Regions from separate parts of the Homo sapiens genome. Here region 2 is linked to region 1. A link is a loop called in an ENCODE intact Hi-C map of the cell type or tissue named here. Cell type or tissue: heart right ventricle. All regions are shown on one strand.

Region 1 (2,500 bases):
GACCCTCCCCGGGACTCACTAAAATGCTCCTGGATTCTGTTCAGGATGTTCATGCTGTGCTTGCTGTCCACCATGTTCACTGCCAGGCCCCTCTTGCCAAAGCGGCCCGTGCGCCCGATCCGGTGCAGGTAGGTCTCATTGTCAGGATTCCCGTCCTTGTCCACGGGAAGATCAAAGTTGATGACGACAGACACTTGTTCAACATCAATGCCTGCAGGAAGGAGAGTTGGAGGCTGAGAGGACTAAGGACAGGAGACAGAAATCACTGTCATCCATAGGTAGGTCAATGCGTACCAACTTTGGGATAGAGGGAAAGAATTTGGGACAGGCCAACTCTGGGTACAAGAGAGGGCACACATATAGGCAGGCAACAGAACCCAGAGGAAAAGAAGAGAACTTTGGCAAGTGCCAACAAAATCATGAGATCAGTCGGTAATCCTCTGGGAGACACAATGTTCTGGAGATGGGCGCCCCTGGAAGAGTAGGCTCCGTTCTCTACCAGTCAGATGCCTGTACATTTCCTTCCACCAAGTCAGGACTACTGGTTTCTGCGGGAGTTCCTTTTCTTTCTTTCTTTTTTTATTTTTGAGACGGAGTTTCGCTCTTGTTGCCCAGGCTGGAGTGCAATGGCGCGATCTCACTCACCGTAACCTCCACCTCCCGGGTTCAAGCGATTCTCCTGTCTCAGCCTCCTGAGTAGCTGGGATTACAGGCGCATGCCACCACGCCCGGCTAATTTTTGTATTTTTAGTAGAGATGGGGTTTCACCATATTGGTCAGGCTGGTCTCGAATTCCTGACCTCAGGTGATTCGCCCACCTCGGCCTCCCAAAGTGCTGGGATTACAGGCGTGAGCCACTGGGCCTGCCCTCTTCCTTTTTTTTTTTGGAGACAGAGTCTCACTCTGTCACCCAGGATGGAGTGCTATAGCACATTCTCGGCTCACTGCAACCTCTGTCTCCAGGGTTCAAGCAATTTTCCTGCCTTGGGATTGCAGGCATGAGCCACCGCACCTGGCATGTGTGAGTTCTTACCACCTCAGGGAAATCCAAACAGTCTCTCCTAGAAAGGAATAGTGTCACCAACCCCACCCATCTCCCTGAGACCATCCGACTTCCCTGTATACAAGGATTTCTGGCTCTAATTGGGCCTGGGACCCCGAGCCTGGCAGACCAGGTGGGACACGTCCTCTGCTCACCGCGGGCACACACGTTGGTGGTCACCAAAACCTTCTCTTTGCCCTCTCGGAAGCGCTCAATCACCGCAGCCCTCTGCTCCACCATCATCTCCCCACTCAGCAGAGCCACCTGGTGGCCTTCTTTTGAGAGCTCTGCTGCCAGCCAACTAGCTGTTTTGCGAGTCTGGAAGAAAAAAAACAATTGAGAAATGAAAGTATTTGAGTATATATTTTTTCTTTTTGAGACACAGTCTTGCTGTCACTCAGGGTGATCTAAAAAGTCCTGGGCTCAAGTCATTATCCTGCCTTGGCTTCCCAAAGGGCTGGGAGTACAGGTGTGAGGCACCACGCTCAGCTGAAGATATTTTTGATCTGGAAGACTGTACCTGAAACTTAGCAGCTAAAAGCTAAATTTCTTAAAATTGTAAACCCGATATAGTGCAACAGGAAGTAACAATGTCACCTGGCTTGTAATCTTACGAAAATATTTGTACCTGGCTGGGCATGGTGGCTCACACCTGTACTCCTAGCACTTTGGGAGGACGAGGCACGTGGATCGCTTGAACTCAGGAGTTCGAGACCAGCCTGGGGAACATGGCCAAACCTGTCTCTACAAAAAATTTAGCTAGGCATGGTGGTGTAGGCCTGTAAGTCCCAGCTACTTGAGGGAGCTGAGGCAGGAGAATCGCTTAAACCTGAGAGGTCGAGGCTGGTGAGCCAAGATTGCACCATTGCACTCCAGCCTGGGTGACGGAGCAAGACCTTGTCTCCAAAAAAAAAAAAAAAGAAGAAAAGAAAAAAAAAAGAAAATTTATACCACAAAAATATTTAACCTGGGGCAAGATACGGTGGCTCACGCCTATAACCACAGCAATTTGGGAGATCAAGTGAAGGATCACTTGAGCCTAGGAGTAAAAGACTACCCTGGGGGCCAGGCGCGGTGGCTCATGCCTGTAATCCCAGCACTTCGGGAGGCCGAGGTGGGCCGATCGCGAGGTCAGGAGTTCAACACAAGCCTGACCAACATGGTGAAACCCCGTCTCTGCTAAAAATACAAAAATTAGCTGGGCGTGGTGGCATGTGCATGTAATCTCAGCTACTCAGGAAGCCGAGGGAGGAGAATCGCTTGAACCCGGGAGGCAGAGGCTGCAGTGAGCCAAGATCATGCCATTGCACTCCAGCCTGGGCAAGAGGCGAGATTCCGTTTCAAAAAAAAAAAAAAAAAAAAAAAAACCAGATTGGCCGGGCACGGTGGTTCACGCCTGTAATCCCAGCACTTTGGGAGGCCGAGGCGGGCGGATCACCTGAGGTCAGAAGTTTGAGA
Region 2 (2,500 bases), 280 kb before region 1:
TCCCAGCACTTTGGGAGGCTGAGGCAGGCGGATCACGAGGTCAAGAGATGGAGACCATCCTGACTAACATGGTGAAACCCCGTCTCTACTAAAATTGCAAAAATTAGCTGGGCATGGTGGCGCGCACCTGTAGTCCCAGCTACTCGGGAGGCTGAGGCAGGAGAATCACTGGAACCGGGGAGGTGGAGGTTGCAGTGAGCCAAGATTGAGCCACTGCACTCCAGCCTGGTGACAGACCAAGACTCCGTCTCAAAAAAAAAAAAAGATACATAGAGCCACACAGACATCTCCACTCTGCAAAAAGAACCAAATATTCCGATTTCTAGGTCTTTAGCTCCCTGGCTAATAAGTGCCTGGGGTTTGTCAAAGAGCTCCAGGTGTCCATTCCTGAGTCATATGGTGACTGCCATCATGGAGGTGGGATTAAAGTGAGATCGAGGAGGAGGGGTGGAGGCCCCAGGAGATGGCAGGAGGAGGGTCAGTAAGTGCAGACCAGGTGCATGGGTAGGTTTCGGAGAAAGGCAGAGAAACAGGCCATGGTCGGCTCAGGGCTGACACAGGTCCTAAGAAGGGCTCTGAATGTCCAGAGGCCTATGCCAGGTGAACCCCGGGACGCGGGGACAGGGACACAGCTGGTGCCCACGTGGTTACCATGTACTGAAGTCGGCTCCTGTACTGCAGCTTGTCCCGCAGAAAACCCGTGACAGTGCACTCCTCATTCTGCGTCAAGGGCCACATCTCCAAAGGCTCATTCCCCAAGGCCACGCCAAGGAAGATCCCAAGATCTGTGGACCACACCCGACAAGAGCACATGAGCACCCTCCATCTCATCCACGCCGTCCACAACACGCAAAGCCGAGCACAACCATCATCCATTTGCATAGGAGACAAGCACCAATGGGAAAGGTGTGGTGGGGGGCACGGGATCTGGAATGCTTTCCCTGGGGTCTGGCTCCAGAACAGCAAGGTCAGGCAGGCACTAGCAGTGCAGAGAGTCCACACCCACCCCATGCCGGCCACTGGAGCCCCCCAGGAGGCACGCCTCAGGGTCGACGTCTGGTCTCCCCGCTTCTGTCGCTCCGTGGGGCAGGCACAACCTCCCGCCCAGAACAGCCTCTGCCCCTGGTGTCCGGGTGATATGTTTTCAAAGCTCGTTGCTGGGTTTTCCAGCCCGGCATTCAGGAGATCGAATCATCCTGGATTCTGGTTTCAACTTGATAAAATGACTCTTCAGTCACCCACGCCCCACACCACTTTCCTTCCTGCTCTATCTGATCTTAGTGTCCCTCCCAGCTAACTATGCCAGCGGGTCTGTAGCGCCTTCCAGTCTGGTCATTCTAGGACGTTAAGCAGATCTCATACTTGGCTGCCTCTCTTCCTGCAACAAACGAGCCGCTGAAACATTACCATCCTTTGCCACTGGGGGTCACTGTGACTCCAAAAACAGCCTATACGATTTCCATGTGACTGAACAGAAAAAAAGGAGAGAATTCGCAACAAATATGAATAAAGGTTAAGTCCATCAGAGCAGAAAGAATAAAACAGAAGTAGGCCAGCAACTACCCAAAATATCAGACTCACTAACTAGATAAATAAATTCACATTAAAACAATCAGATATAATTTTTCTTTTTCTTTTTTTTGGTCACCCTGGCTGGAGTGCAGTAGTGGGATCATGGCTCATTGCATCCTAGAACTCCCAGACTCAAGCGATCCTTCTGCCTCAGCCTCCAGAGTAGCTAGGACTACAGTTGCATGCTACTACGCCTGCTAATTTTTGTATTTTTTGTAGAGACCTGGTATCGCCATGTTGGCCAGACTTGCCTCGAACTCCTGAGCTCAAGCAATTCTCCTGCCTCAGCCTCCCAAAGTGCTGGGATTATAGGTGTGAGCCACTGTGCCTGGCCCATTTTATTCAAATGAAAAAGTTTTTGTGTTTGTGGTTTTGGGTTGTTGGGGCTTTTTTTTTTTTTTTTTGAGACAGGGTTTTGCTATGTTGCCCAGGCTTGTCTGAAACTCCTAGTGTCAAGCGGTCCTTCCATCGTGGCCTCCTGAGTAGCTGGGATGAGAGGCATGTGCCACTACACCCAGCTTCCCAGCTTTTTCTTTTTTAGACAGAATCTTTCTCTGTCACCCAGGCTAGAGTACAGTGGCACAATCTCAGCTCACCGTAACCTCCACCTCCCAGGCTCAAGCAATTCTCGTGCCTCAGGCCTCAGCCTCCCAAGTAGCTGGGATTACAAGCAGGGGCTACTACACCCGGCCAATATTTTGTATTTTTAGTAGAGATGGGGTTTCACCATGTTGGCCAGGCTGTTCTCAAACTCCTGACCTCAAGTTGATCTCCCTGCCTCTGCCTCCCAAAGTGCTGGATTTACAGGCACGAGCCACCATGCCCGGTCATACACCCAGCTCATTTCGTTTTAACAATTACTACTTGATGTTGGCCAAGTAGTGAGACAAGTGCTGTCCTGGAAAGCAATTTAGCAATTTCTGTTATT

What was found. Peaks named below come from ENCODE experiments on the same cell type or tissue, not always from the same donor. Only the 100,000 strongest peaks of a DNase experiment are listed, where the experiment ranks them.
Region 2: it touches region 1 in a loop (6-fold over the local background); 67 of 110 quality-filtered maps call a loop at or near these places.

Annotation. Positions count from the first base shown.
Region 1 is chr16:70,369,083-70,371,582 of GRCh38, reverse strand. DDX19A (DEAD-box helicase 19A) reads right to left here. Exons shown (of 12, transcript NM_018332.5): 10 at 1,198-1,360; 11 at 20-211. Among named protein-coding and RNA genes, the nearest start is that of DDX19A, 23 kb to the right of the region's middle. In heart right ventricle, a CTCF peak has its summit at 1,314 (motif pointing left); a DNase peak (open chromatin) is centred at 1,252; H3K27ac peaks cover 778 bases.
Region 2 is chr16:70,652,823-70,655,322 of GRCh38, reverse strand. IL34 (interleukin 34) reads right to left here. Exons shown (of 6, transcript NM_001393494.1): 2 at 652-785. Among named protein-coding and RNA genes, the nearest start is that of IL34, 7.5 kb to the right of the region's middle. In heart right ventricle, CTCF peaks have their summits at 1,221 and 1,423 (motif pointing right); a DNase peak (open chromatin) is centred at 1,392; H3K4me3 peaks cover 581 bases; H3K27ac peaks cover 540 bases.